Linked DNA regions of Homo sapiens: regions 1, 2, 4 and 5 are each linked to region 3. A link is a contact called in ENCODE Hi-C or POLR2A ChIA-PET data. All regions are on one chromosome and are shown on one strand. The core of a region is the stretch at or near the end of the contact, and the rest is flanking DNA. Distances in the headings are between cores, read along the strand shown. Region 1 overlaps LOC107984195 (a long non-coding RNA gene). Region 2 holds the start of LINC00703 (long intergenic non-protein coding RNA 703). Region 3 holds the start of LINC00702 (long intergenic non-protein coding RNA 702). Region 4 has its middle 110 kb from the start of LINC00703. Region 5 overlaps LOC107984195 (a long non-coding RNA gene).

Region 1 (2,700 bases), core at 139-2,638, 180 kb before region 3:
CTGGTCAATGGCTTCCCAATTTAGTGTAAACATATAATTCTATGCTGATTCCTCTGGTTAGAGCCATAGTATATCACCGTGGTCTTCCAGACGCCTTTGCGTTTACTTTGAGTATAGACATGATTGGGCTCAAGCTAAACTCAGTCGTCTTTGATTTGGTTGCATGCGGAGCCAGTGCCATCCATGCCACTCAGCTTCAGATTGTTTCTAAGTATCCCTGAAAAACATCAGGCACACACAGAACCACTACCTTACCCTTGGGGTTTGTCAACTCACAGACCTACTGCTTTACACAAAGAAGGTGGTTAAACATGCATTTCTTTTAAAGGCATATTTGGTCCCTCTAAAACAGCGCAATAAAATTGCACAATCTAAAGGAAGGAACAGTTTGTTTTGCCCTTTTTATTGCCAGTTAAATGCCAGTAGACTCTTAAAGTAACAGCAACCCGTGTAAAGGGGAAAAAAAAAAGCAAATAAAATTTTTATGAGTTAAAAATAAACCTAATGCTCTTTCCTCTTCCATAGTTTTACAAAACTTTCTATACCTTTTGGCAGAAGGAACTACATATAATATATAATATTTTTGCTCTGCAAATACCAGCAAGGCATCATATAAAATTATAGCTGTAGGAATGGAGATGCTGTAAAACCAAACAGGGAAAAAGAACATTTTCATACAGAGTAACACAGTTGATGTTATTTTCACTCTAACAAAGCAAAATTTATTGTAAGAGTAAAAGAAGCTGGGTGTGGTGGCTAACGCCTATAATCCCAGCACCTTGGGAGGCCGAGGTGGGCAGATCACTCAAGGTCAGGAGTTCAAGACCAGCCTGGGCAACATGGTGAAGCCCTGTCTCTACTAAAAACACAAAAATTAGCCAGGTGTGGTGGCTCATGCCTGTAATCCCAGTTACTCAGGAGACTGAGGCAGGTGAATTTCTTGAACCCAGGAAGCAGAAGTTGCAGTGAGCCAAGATCGTGCCACTGTACTCCAGGCTGGGCCACAGAGCAAGACTCTGTGTTTAAAAAAAAAAAAAAAAAGAAAGAAAGTGGCGTTGGCTGTATGCTTTATTTTGCTTGTATAAAACCTCTTAAAAATAGCATTCATTATAGGTGGCTCTTATTTTTAAACAGAGCAGTTGCTTCTTCTGTTCTGTGTCTGATTTAACACCTGAACGCCTTGTGACCCTTTTCAAGCATTTTAGCTGTAATGGTGCATCGGAGCCATCTGGAAGCCCAAGGGATTCTGATCCAATTGGCCTGAGGTGCCTCCGGGGTCTTTTCTTCCAGGAGTTTTCAAAGCTCCCCAGGTGACTGACGGGTAGCCAAAGTTGAGAACCACAAGTTAGATGACATCTAACCACAGCTTAGATGAGCAGGGATGCACAAAGTCAGTGGTAATGTGGAACGTCCGCCAAGAGGAAGCTACACCTCAGTCGTTAATGTCTAGTCTCCTTCCTGTTGCCCTGAGTTTAACTAGCTGTGATGCTACTCTTGACCACCTGGCCCAGGGCACCACCCTCCTTCCACCAACCCTAAATTTCACCTGAAGGGACCAGAGTAACGACGGTTTGGGAGTGGCGAGACAGGAACAGGGGAAAGGGACTCTTTTGATTTCCATTTTTTTCCCATCTTAAATGCTGACATATGCTCCAGAAAGTTTGTGTTGGTCTCCAAACACCAGCCAGAAGGGTTGCTTTAGCGTCGATGGCCTTGAGTTTCTGTTTGTTTCATTTTGTGTGTCCAGCATATCTTCTTTCGTGCATCAACAATTGTGTATAGCTTGCCTTAGGCTGAGCAGCAGGAGTGACAGACTTTTTTGGGGGGTGGGGGGCGTGCATCGGGGAAGAAGGGGAACCAAGAAGATGGGAAGGAGCCTGCAGAGGGTGTTTGGCTGGCATCACTTAGGCTAACCTTACCCAGGGCCAAAGATGTGGCACAGGCTGGCACAGAGTTGGAAGCTGATGCATGTTCATTATTTACCCTCAGCTAATGTCCAGTGCAGCTGCTGACATCTAGCACAGCTCGGCAAATCAAGCTGGCCAGAGATGGAAAATATTCTTACCCAAAACTTGATGGAATGCTAAGGGTGTCCCGGCATATTATCTGGAAAAATGTCATGGAAGGACTAGAAATTAAGCTGGATAAGGAAGACCTGATCCCTCCAGCTTAGAAACCTTACCTATTCAAAATAAGAGCTGCTGTTTCCTGTTGGATTCATAGACTATAATAATAATTTGTAATAATTTAGTTATAGTAATAGTTTCTTGTTACTATAATAATTATTTGTGAGAATTTGCTGGTAAACAGTAATTTTGTATTAGATAGTAATAATTAATTTATATTATGGTAAATCTAGAAATTACTAAATTTTATAAATAATTAATAAAAACTGAACCCCAAATTAGAACAGTGATGACAAAAGTAATAACGATAATCACAACAGTGTATATATAATATATATATATTTCCACATATAACTATATGGAGTTATCTTTATTATTCAGTTGCTCATGTATTTATCTGACTGTTTATTAATTACCTGGCTTCTAGGTGTTAAGCACTTTGTTATATGTTAAGTATACAACAATAAAGAAACAGATAGGGTCTCCATCCTCAGTAATTTGGTAGACTAGTGAGAGACAGGCATTAAACAATTAAAAATTCAAGGGTATATATTATGGCAAAAATGTGTTAAGG
Region 2 (2,700 bases), core at 177-2,676, 140 kb after region 3:
ATATTCATTATTACTGATAGGATTTTATCATTATCATTATTAATTGGGGACAATATTCTGACAAGAGTTCATTTTAAAACTACAAATAGAGGCAAGAATCACAGTTTCTATTGATTCAACTGCTATTACTGGGGTGGGGAATTCCCTCTCTTTAAACATGAACTTTCAATGTAAAAGGAGATCAGTGCTAATGTTTGGGAAGATCTGTTTATTTTTGACATTCCCTAGGGAGCTTTAGGAACTCTGGGCATCTCAGCCATGTATTTGTTTACCTTTGGTTTACCCAGGGAACAAAAAATCATGAAGAAATGCTGGACCAATTGTCATGGATTAATCGTTCATTAGTTACATAATTATTAGAGAAATAATCATAACACAGTAGATTTATTTCTAGAATAAATAAAAGAACATGCATTTTATATTAATTGATAGACAATATCATAGATAACACACATTAATATTCACTTCAGGTTTTATCCTGTTATTTCATTAATCTAGAAAACAAACTTTTTTTTGCTGGCTTAAAGTATCAGCTCAGTTTTTCTACTAATTTAAAATTGTACAATATCAGTACACGTATTATAATTGGTTGCCACAGGGTACAGATCACTATTTGTATGTGCAAAGTGGAAACTATAGCAAATACTAAATGCTAATATATGTGCTAAGTCTTAATTCATCATTTTATTTTGGAACAAAGGGAATCAAGGGAAATGTATTTGCCAATAAACTTTAATATATGTCTCCCTGGAGCAATGATTATAAGATTAAATTGCAGAGAAATACAATAGTATGTACACTAAGCGATTCAAAATATGTCATTCCCTACTAATTTGGTCAAAGCCAGGAATTTAGAAAAAGGAAAGATTAGTTTCTGTTGAATTTCATTTTATGCCTTATGTTAGAAATTTGTAAAACTGTCTCTTGCTGGCTCTCAGATTGTGAAATAACAATGAATGCAGCTCCAGGCAAGCTGCCTTTCAGGCAGACCTGTCAGGAGAGAGACAGACAGTTCAGGGTAATTCATTCTTGCCACCGAGTCTCAAGTGACTTGTGAAGGAATCTGGCATTTCTAAAATATAAATAGCATTAACTCACAGCAAGAAAGAGAAAGTGTTCTTCATGCTTACTGAGAGGCAAAAGATCAGCAGTGAGCAACGGAAAGCCATCATGGGGTTTAATGACAGGATTTTTAGAAAAGGGGAATTTCATAGTAACTAACTGTAAAGGACACACCTCACCAAGTCGACGGATTTCCTGAGGGTAATTGATTCCCAGTGTTTTACAAGTCCATGTTCTTCAGGATGATCTTAGTGTGCACAAAAATCATATGCAAATGAATTTTGGATCAAGATACAAAAATAAAATAAACCAGTGAAAATAAAATGAAGGGAACTAGGAAAGCGCAAAACAGACTCAAAGCCTTAATGTTTTTGCTCATTAATTCAGCATGTAACTCACATTCCAATGGAAGCAGAAGAGGTTGAGCCCACAATCAAACTGTCACTGAATTCTAAACCAAAACTGAAGTATGGACTTCTTCTCATTAGGGTCACGTTGCCAGGACTATACAATGAAATGCCTGGCCGTGAGAGTCCAGCAATTTTCTTTGCTCTCAGAGTTCCTGTTTGGAAAAGAAATCTGAGAACTTCATGGTGGTAAGTGTTATTACTTCAAGAATTCACCCCGTGGAATTCATAAATCATTGTATTTCTACTGCTGCTCTATTGAAGGACTAAGGGAAAATATGAGGAAACGTGAGTGAAAGGAGGTGTTAAGGAGGGTTTCCTTCTTTTCTTCTTTCCCTCTTTTTTGCTGCTGTTAATTTACATAGGATCATATGCTAGAACTGTTTCCCATTTGGGTTTTATTTCGCAGAGCCTACTGAGGAAAACATTAAAACATGCTTTAAACAGGTATTTGTCAACAGGAAAGACCAACAAGATAGGAAACGAATGATGTCCACTTAGCACCTATTTGTCACTGTGTCAGGGTAGGAATTGTCTTGGTCTTGTCCCTGGACATCTGTGGGTTGGTCGTTTTATTCAAATCTTTTTCCTACTGATTTCACACTGTTTTTTGGGTGTCATCACATTTTTAATATCAACAGGGTCCATGGCTTGGGATGCTTGACCACCATCAAAAGATCAATATATATGCATGAAGCCAGTCTTGTTAGACTATAGCCTGCCAGGCTATGAGACTCATGATTTCCCATCTCCCAGAGGTTAGAAGCTTTGGTGATCTTAGCATGGGCATAAACCCAGCCACTTACAATCTGTCCCCTGTTCATTTTTTAGGACTTTTATTTATTCTATGATAATATGTTCTGTTAGGCCAATATGCTTTATTATATCTCTTTGATGTCAACACAGCCTATAATCATATAGAGGCAAGGAAACGCCGCTAGATGATGTTCTATTCAGATGTAATGTGGATCAGATGGTGACATTTTATTCTTACTGCATTTGCTACCAACATGACACATGGTAGAAGTACATCCCCCATCTTCCTTGGATCTTATCGCAGGCCTTCCTACCTGACTGTGACTCTCACCTTCCTCACCTGCCTTCCTCTAGAGATGAGTGAGATGGCCAAATGGCCAGCAGCCCTGTTCCCATGGCAACACCTTTCCCAGTGCAAAAGAAGTTTGTGATTTGTGGTTCTCCCTGCTGTTGATGAGGCCTGAAACTGAATGAG
Region 3 (2,784 bases), core at 251-2,750:
TTAATTAACCCGTGAGATGAAGTGCTGAACTCTCTGAAAAGATAAATGCTTTCAGAGGTGCCTCAGACACGAGAAACACAATAATATTTATATTTCTTTTTGACTGAGGAAGGTCACTGTGGTGACAGTTTCAGGAGGACACCTGTATTATTCTCTTTTGTCAACAGGACTTGTAATATGAACAAAACATGCAGTCACTTCCCACCAGGATGTGTCCTTCTGGACATCAGCATACGTGCAAGATGACAATTTCAGGCAAGAATTTTTTCCTCTAATCTATGATTTAATCAGTTGGGTGTCTGGGAGTGGGTTAGAGAACATTTCTGAAGTTAAAGCTTGAATGTTTTTCATGTGGCTGGAGGTGAGGGCAGGCGTCCAGGAGACTCAGGCAGCAGCTGCATAGCTCAGTGCCTAAGTGATCTCTGCTCTTAGGAGGATCAATTGAAAGCTTAGGGGAAATAGGGCTCCCAGGAAGATGGGTGCTTAAAAATGAATACTGTAAATGTTACTCAGCATACAATTGAGGGAAAGCCATCACTCACAGGAAGTGAGCACAATTCTTTATTATCTGGGCCCTGTCACTAATGAAACATTCAGTGTAGAAGAAATCAGTCCCCTTTGAGTTTAGGCTTGTCATGATGGCTCTGGGTTTCCTTCATTCACAGCAATCACACTTAAAATGTTTACAGTCTGAAGACCTGAAAAACATGTCCACACCCTTGAATTCGTTGTAGTTACACATGAGGTCAATGTTATCCATCTTCATTTATCAAATAAAGAAATTGAAAATATAGTCTGTCAGAAAATAATTCCAATTCAGATCTTCAAGAGTTCACGTTTTATTGTCCTATTGTACTAGAGCTATTTTTGTAAAACATACATCTTTAAGCTTTCAGACAGAATCGTGAAAACGTAAACTTATCACACACAACAGCATAATATGCAATGCAGTGCAGTCTAGGATATACGCATTAGTGTCAATTTTTAATTAAAAAATGCTGAATTTTGTTTAAAAAGTTTTTTTTTTTCCTGGATCTGGAAAAGGAAATGCTTTTCTGGAGTAAAACACAGAGGATAAGGTAGAATTCTTACCTGAAGTGCCTGTAGGAGATTCCAACGTGAATGCATTTCACACGCTTTTACAAGCTACTTTCTTCTCCTTTCTTTTTTCAATCATCTTAGCAGTCATTGTTTATTTTCTGGAGATGAGTAGTTTTTATTTATACTAGAAAGCCCATAGTTTTTACATAGGTTGCCTTTCATTCTTGGTAAGACACTGAGAAAAGGAGAAAAAGAAAACTTTAGAGATAGAGCAATGGTATAATTGATTGAATGTTACGTGAACTGTCAAGATCAGAACTTTCTCATACTATCTTAGGAATAAAAATATGTTCTGGTTAGTAATCCTCACCAAGTTTGGAAGGTTAGAGGTGACTCAGCCTCCATGAATGTGGTCTGGTCTTATTTTAAGAAGGGCTTCTGAGTCATGTGGAGTTGTGTCAAACTATGTGTTATGTTATGTTATTTTAAAAAGACAGCTTGGAGAGAGGAAATTGAACTATCTTTTTTTTTTTCCAAAAAACTCTGCCCTTTAATAGAAGAAAAGGGCAAGTTATTTCCCACAAATCTCACTCTATGTAATGTAGCCTAGAATGTATTTTTACCACAGATATATTCTTAAAGTAGTTTGGCATGACCTTACTTAGAGTATTTTAAGTTTGTGACTTGAATTGTTTTTGCTTAATATTTATCCTTAGATGTGGTTGAATGCACTGTTCATAACTGAATAAATTTACTATCGATCCATTATTATCGTGATTGTTCACCTATTCAAATTGATAGCTACACAGATACATGTACTATTTTTATCAATATTCAAAATGCATAATGTTAAGTGAACTTCAATTTTCTCAACTCAGAAAAGTAGCAATAGAATAAATCTTGCCTATCTCCCTGAGTTGCAATAACATGTAATAAAATCCTTGGAAAAGTACATCAGATAATGACGGGTTCATGATGGCTCACGTTGACTGGTAATGCCATGGCTTACAATTGAGTATGAAGTCTGCACTGCGGCTCAGCTGAGGGAAAGGCACATCCAGGTGGGTGAGCAGGTCTGCTACAGGAACTCACTCTTGCATTCTAACTTCCCTGAGCCTTTGGGTATGTTTCTCGATGTTATACCAAGAACGTTCTGACATTTTAACCTCAAGTCGTATAGGTCACCTCTGGTTCCATGATTCAGCCAACCGATTGAGAAAATTATTAGTGCCATTATTAGACCCTCAAGCTAAGACACTGAATCAATAAATCCGCTTCAAAACATATACCATGATACAATTGTATATTATTTCCATCTTAATCCCACACTCTTAAGATACATTGTCATTCTTATTTCCCAGGGTTTGTTGATATTAATTGGCAGATCATGCAACTCTTTGGATGTGTATCATATCCCATCACAGGTTTGAGACTTGAGTCAACTCTAGGTCTAAAAGGAAGAAAAAGGAGTGGGAGTAGAACTTAATGAAGATTAGTAGGGCTCTCAATGCAGTACTAATGGGCGGTGGTGGGCATTAGAGATTCTTCAAGAAAAGGGAGACTAACTTCCTCAGGCACGGCTGCAGACTGCTTCTACTGGCCAAGAAGGCAAGGAAAGCTGTCAGAATTAAGGGCTCTAGGTTTCCAGATTAACTAGAATTTGCTCATATATTCCCTTCCCAAACCTCAGAATCCCACTCCTTCCCAGTAAATGTCCTAAATTTAATAAAAGAGACTCTATGA
Region 4 (2,860 bases), core at 227-2,726, 260 kb after region 3:
GTTAACTGGATGATGGTGTCTGTGATTGCGATTCAGCAAAAAAGAGCAGACATTTGTGAAAAAGAAGAATTCAGTTACATTTCAGCACCCTAAATTGCTTAAGCACAGCTGTGGGGCTTGTCTTGGGTGAGAACACCAGGCTACGAGATGCTTTCCTATATAACCAAGGTATAGATAGGTTAACTATTCTATAGACTCATCTACCTGGGAATTTTATAAGAATTTAACAGAACACATTCAATGAAGTATGTCTGTCTTCCTACAGGTAAATTGACCCTATTCTTTATATTCTGGTTTAAAATTAAGAGTATAATTTTCCACTAACCTCCCAAAGTAGGTCTCAAAGGTGTTCCTGGGTCTTTCATCTCCCTGTTCTCAAATATTATTACTTCCTTTTATTCTGTAAGTAAAATCGTCCTGGACTTACTCTCAAGTGTAATTTTAAAAATCACTCATTTCTGCTGTGACAAGTAGCTGGGACCTGAGTACCTTCCCTAGGAATTCATTTTTTATATTTCTGCCACAGTTAACTTCTTTTAAATGTCATGATATCCATCTTTAATAAGTTGTATTATGGAGAACATGGCAAGAATGTGGCCAGAAGGATGAAGCAATTGGAAATTGAGGCACTGAGGAAGGGTTAAGACATGCAAGTTTTTGGCATGGAGAAGAGAAACCTGGAGAGGGGAACATGCGGTAGTTGTTTGTCATCAAGCACGAGGAAAGTGTCATAGGAAAGAGTCCTCAATCTGTGTGTCCCAAAAAGTAAACTCAGAAGTCACTGAGGGAGGCAATAGCAAAAATGAGTTTGGTTTTGTGCCAGGGGGACCCTCCACTGAAGCAACTCAGATGTGGATGGAGCTGCCTTGACGCTGGAGGTAGGTAGAGCACTGGAGATCACCCAAGGTGTCATTTTAAAAGGAATTCTAGCTGTTAAGAAGCGCTGGGCTGGAGGATCTTTAAAGACCTGTTAAATGGAGGATTCTACCATTCTCTGAAATGAATGTTCTCTACAAACCTATCATTCTTCCCTAGTGTTCATGTTTTTCCCAGTGACTGAGTTTTGCAAGCCAGTAACACTAAAGAAGAAACATTTATATTCTCTTTCGCAGTAGAGTTATGTTGAATAAAAGGCCTCAATGCTAACAGAGAAAATATGTGCTTTCTACTTTGGTACACACAGAGAGCTCATTAGTTCTAAATTTAGAAGTAAGCTTTAGTTTTGGAGGGACTCCAAGTTTGACTAATACATTTGACGATGTCCTTGTTAGAAAAAAAAATACCATGATGGAGAATTCTATTTTTCTAGGTTGGTATGTGTGGATGGAGAGGGAAAAACACATGCTCTTTTCTATGCGCTAATTCCATCTGTTCACAATTATTGAGTAGGTGTGCCAATTGAATGATGCTCAGTACACAGTAGGTAGGCAACGGGTGCTTTTAGTCTGACAGTATTTATAGTTCCTACTTGGCAGAGGTAAATCACTTAGCTAATTCTCAGAGCGTCTTGATTTAAACCAACTGCTCTATTTTTCTCCAGGGCAAGCTGCCTGGTAATGAGACACTGGTCAACCACAAGGCGTCATTTTGTTTCAGCAAAGTCTATTGAGCACCGATTAGGTGTAAGTAAACAAAGATAAACATAAGGAAATTAAAAAATAAGTAAGCAAAGGTAACCAAGATGCTGCATTTAAGAATCTGCTCTCAAGGAACTTGGTCTTGGCAGAAAGACACGTTTGAATAAGTAACTTAGTATCATTATCAGTGCTCAAAAAGCCTGTTATTTAGCATAATTTTTCTCTAGGAATCTTAAAAAACCACTGTATAGATAGTTCAAAATTCTCTAAACTACCTTGCTTAAAAGCATTCAATAACTTTAAATAAAGTATTTCAGTGTAGAGTAGTACTTTACCACATATTTTTCTCTCCATGAATATCAAAATAAATAAAAATAATTTGTCAGAAGCTTTATGTATTTTAAAATTAATAATAAAAATATTAAATATCAAATATATGGGTTTAATATGTTTAAAATATTAATTTTTAATTCTATCCCCCAAAATCATGACATTGTTTCCTATATGGAATTCTAAACCACAGTGATGTTCCCGTCATAATTCATTAGGCTAGCTCTCCCTCCACCGTTGACAGCAGCAGGAGGACACCAGCAGGGAGAAGTGGCAACGTGGAATGGTCAACTACACACGTATGCCTCTGGTGCCCACTCCTGCACCCTCTGATGAGGAGAAGCTGGGTGAAATAGTGGGACAGGTGATATTTAGTTACAAGCTAAATAACCACTGGCATCACCCTAGGATGTCACCATAACATGTTTTCCTCTTCCTCATCTCTCTGACTCTCTTGTTAACTTGATTGTAAAGTGGATGGACATCCCATTAGAACTCTGATTTACAAACTAATATTGACAGAAACTTTTTTCACACTGTACTAACTCAGACACACAGGCAGTTGTGTTTTAGATGCTGTTAATTTGTTAGAAAGAGAGTTGGCAATGGTGGTGACCCTGGATCACTACACTGAAACAGGAAAAGACAAAAAAAATCTAGAGATAAGTAAAAAGAATAAATATTCATGTACACTATATTTTTTCCTAAAAAAGAAAACACTTAACAGTTTGATAGGCCTACATGGAATTGACCTTCTAATATGTGGCTAATCATCATTTAATAATACTTAGAAACTAAAAATACTAATGAATCATTGAATGTCTCTCCATCTATTCAAATCTGTAAGTTCCTTTAATACATAAAGGGTTTTTCCCTAGGGAGGCTTTTGACTTCTTTCTTTAGTCAATTCTTTAAAATGTTACAGTTTTTACCATGAATGCAAATATCTTATA
Region 5 (2,700 bases), core at 86-2,585, 210 kb before region 3:
AACACAGAGCCCCTCTTCTCCTTCGTATTGGGACCCGCCTGGCCTCACACTAGGAATGTCCCCTGGACAGCAGTTTGAAGGCCCTATGCTCGCTCACTGCACTAAGGATTCTTGAGCGATGGGCGACTTGGTCGACACACAACCCGGGCCCACTGTGCGGAATTGCGTCGAATAAGCTTCTCCCTGGGGCAGAGTCCCTGCCTGTCCTTGCCGCCCCCGTCCTGTTCTCGTCCCTCTATCCTCCAACCCTCCCCAAGGCCCTTTCTCCCCCTACTTCAAGGATGGGGCCCTTTTCCGAGCACTTTGCTCATTGCAAAACATAACCAAATTAAACAAAACAAAGCCCATTTTGGTTTGGGCCTCTAATGTTCTCCTAAATGCTCTCTGATTTTCCATTTGAACCCTAATTTTTCTCAGCCTATTTCTGCAATAAATTATCACTGTGTTTTGAGAAAGTGATAGATTTTGAACCCTTTGGCCCATATTCTTTAATGAATCCTCTTTTAGATTGTAGAGTTTCATCTGAGCTTCCCAATCTTAACTCCTCACTCCCCGCCTCACCCCATAGGGAAGTTAGAAGGATCCGAAGAAGTGGGTTCCTATCAGAGTCTGGCGTCTCCACTGTGGACATGCCACTTAACATCACCTGACCTCTGGATGAATCAAGTCAGTCAGCTTAGCAGGCTCTAAAGCCCCTTTAATTCAAAAACTTGGAGCCTGTATTTTCTTTTCCTTAGATGCCCATGATTTTTTTTAAAAATAGGGATTCTAGTTTTCCATCCAAGACCCTTGCACACTTCAGTACACTTAGTGTGGGGTTCACTTTCCAGACCCGGTCTCCAGGTGCTGTCTGCTTCTCCAGTCATGTTAGCCTGAAACGGCGACTGATTCATGTGCACACTTCGGCTCCCCAGGCCAGAATGCTGTCACTCTGGGGAGGAATTATGGTTTCACTTTTTGCTTCATTCCTGCTGTAGAGAACAGGCACCCATCAAAGTCCAGAGTAAACAGACACTGTTTCACGTGCAGCAGATGGAAGTCTTTATCCATGATTACTTTTGTCCTATGTCTTTCATGTCCCCCTGTTTTTTTGACGCCTCCCACTTTTCCCTTTTAAATACTCTGGGTGATGGTTAAAAGCAAGATGACTGCTGGTTTATTCGTCACACCGGAAGCAAGAAAAAGTTACATGCAGGCAAAGGAGCTGGATGCAGGATCTCATCTGAAGGACAAGATCACTTAGCCATGCACGGGCAAGAAAGAACTGAATGTTTCTGAATAGAGGAAACGTTAGTCCCGGATTTCAACCGAGAGAAGGAATGCTGAGAGTTCTTGACAGCGAGGGCTTCGGCAGGGGTGACACGCCTTTGATTTAGAATGGTTAGCACATACCCACATGCACACATGACCTGCCTTAGTTTCAGGATATGGAAACTTCTGAACAGAATTGTGGGTACAGCTGCATTTACACATATTTACTGGGCACTTATCACATATAGCAAAATATCCTGAAGAGTAAATTACAATCCTCTCCCATCTTGAAGGCACTTATGAAATTCTGTCTGTATTTACTCTTTCTTTAGGGTTAGTGAGCAGCAATGTGTTGCTGATAATTCTAATGTTGCTCCTGGAAATGTGTTATTTTAAGAGATTCACATCCTCCATGTGGGGTTGGAAACATCTGTTCAGAACAGAACGTATCAGTTAAGATTATATTTTGCTCCTCCCAGTTTGAGTCCAGATGGTTACATCTACGCGCTATGTACTACAAGTTTCAATTATCTACTGTAATTTTATTTCTTTTATTTTGTATGTCTAATGAAGCTAATATTTAAAATAACTCCTAATATATTTCTAATGTGCTAAAAGCTAAAGGTCCTTAAGTGTGTGTGTATGTGTGTGTGTGTCTGTTAAAATGTTGTAAGATTACTAGATGCTAAGAATGCCATTTTTAGGCCAGGCGCGGTGGCTCACTCCTATAATCCCAGCACTTTGGGAGGCCTAGGCAAGCGGATCACTTGAGATCAGGAGTTCAAGACTAGTCCGGCCAACATGGTGACACCTGATCTCTACTAAAAATACAAAAATTAGTGGGGTGTGGTGGTGCACGCCTGTGATCCCAGCTACTCTGGAGGCTGAGGTAGGAGAATCGCTTGAACCTGGGAGGAGGAAGTTGCAGTGAGTTGAGATTTTGCCACTGCACTCCAGCCTGGATGATAGAGACACTGTCTCTAAAATAATTAAATAAATGAATGAATGAATAAATAAATACATATTTGTAAAATGCTGTAAGATTACTGTTAAAACGTGTATAAAGCATATTATTAAAGGAAAGGTAAACATTCCCTCCGAGTGGATTTTCTAAATCCAAACAAAGTGAACTTCATCAGAAATAATAGCTTCAAGAAAGAAAATCATTTAAAATGGTGATGAATTGTTATTTAATTCAACAAAATAATACATAGTCCATCATAGAAACATATAATAAAGCGAATTTCTCATTGATCACTATTTTGAGAAAAGTGACAAAGCTATTCAAATGAATAAAAAGTATGTGAATTTTCAGGTAATTTTGTGGGAGAAAGGATGTTTCAGGATGCTTTAGAACATTGATCTCCAAATGTTTGTCACTGTTGTATCCTGTTGTTTTGCAAAATGCAAACTCTCAGTCATTTTTAACGGACATACAAAATTTTTCTT

The links. A loop is a pair of places that touch in the nucleus more often than their neighbours do. ChIA-PET counts read pairs that join two places held with the same protein, here RNA polymerase II (POLR2A). Pooled maps may share reads with other maps.
Region 1: a map of tibial artery shows a loop between it and region 3 (3-fold over the local background). The contact joins the enhancer-like site here to the promoter of LINC00702 in region 3. A Hi-C loop is called at or near these places in 3 of 168 maps with a recorded cell type or tissue (ascending aorta, endothelial cell of umbilical vein and tibial artery) and 9 of 50 pooled maps. POLR2A ChIA-PET finds 5 or more read pairs at or near these places in 2 of 52 experiments (AG04449 and PC-9).
Region 2: a loop to region 3 is called in a map of chondrocyte, with 7 times the contacts of the local background. The contact joins the promoter of LINC00703 here to the promoter of LINC00702 in region 3. A Hi-C loop is called at or near these places in 3 of 168 maps with a recorded cell type or tissue (chondrocyte, endothelial cell of umbilical vein and heart right ventricle) and 3 of 50 pooled maps.
Region 4: a loop to region 3 is called in a map of ascending aorta, with 16 times the contacts of the local background. The contact joins the enhancer-like site here to the promoter of LINC00702 in region 3. A Hi-C loop is called at or near these places in 5 of 168 maps with a recorded cell type or tissue (ascending aorta, cardiac septum, chondrocyte and 2 more) and 10 of 50 pooled maps. POLR2A ChIA-PET finds 5 or more read pairs at or near these places in 1 of 52 experiments (IMR-90).
Region 5: a loop to region 3 is called in a map of natural killer cell, with 4 times the contacts of the local background. The contact joins the enhancer-like site here to the promoter of LINC00702 in region 3. A Hi-C loop is called at or near these places in 2 of 168 maps with a recorded cell type or tissue (endothelial cell of umbilical vein and natural killer cell), 2 of 37 single-sample maps with no recorded cell type and 7 of 50 pooled maps.

What each region holds. Positions count from the first base shown.
Region 1 is chr10:4,058,568-4,061,267 of GRCh38, forward strand. The region is part of intron 4 of LOC107984195 (a long non-coding RNA gene); the gene reads left to right. Among named protein-coding and RNA genes, the nearest start is that of MIR6078, 69 kb to the left of the region's middle. Within about 2 kb of position 1,389, at least 6 of the 41 ENCODE cell types and tissues checked have a DNase peak (open chromatin) inside an H3K27ac peak, as active enhancers do.
Region 2 is chr10:4,382,820-4,385,519 of GRCh38, forward strand. LINC00703 (long intergenic non-protein coding RNA 703) reads left to right here and starts at 1,427. Exons shown (of 2, transcript NR_108055.1): 1 at 1,427-1,658. LOC105376372 (a long non-coding RNA gene) reads right to left here. Exons shown (of 6, transcript XR_001747337.1): 5 at 2,557-2,691; 6 at 1,395-1,624. RefSeq lists a silencer at 1,498-1,792.
Region 3 is chr10:4,242,412-4,245,195 of GRCh38, forward strand. It overlaps LINC00702 (long intergenic non-protein coding RNA 702), which reads right to left and starts at 1,501. Exons shown (of 3, transcript NR_108040.1): 1 at 1,412-1,501; 2 at 1,093-1,276.
Region 4 is chr10:4,497,660-4,500,519 of GRCh38, forward strand. No RefSeq gene overlaps it. Among named protein-coding and RNA genes, the nearest start is that of LINC00703, 110 kb to the left of the region's middle. Within about 2 kb of position 1,477, at least 3 of the 41 ENCODE cell types and tissues checked have a DNase peak (open chromatin) inside an H3K27ac peak, as active enhancers do; they include ascending aorta, where a contact is called at or near this core.
Region 5 is chr10:4,034,081-4,036,780 of GRCh38, forward strand. The region is part of intron 2 of LOC107984195 (a long non-coding RNA gene); the gene reads left to right. Among named protein-coding and RNA genes, the nearest start is that of MIR6078, 44 kb to the left of the region's middle. Within about 2 kb of position 1,336, at least 12 of the 41 ENCODE cell types and tissues checked have a DNase peak (open chromatin) inside an H3K27ac peak, as active enhancers do; they include natural killer cell, where a contact is called at or near this core.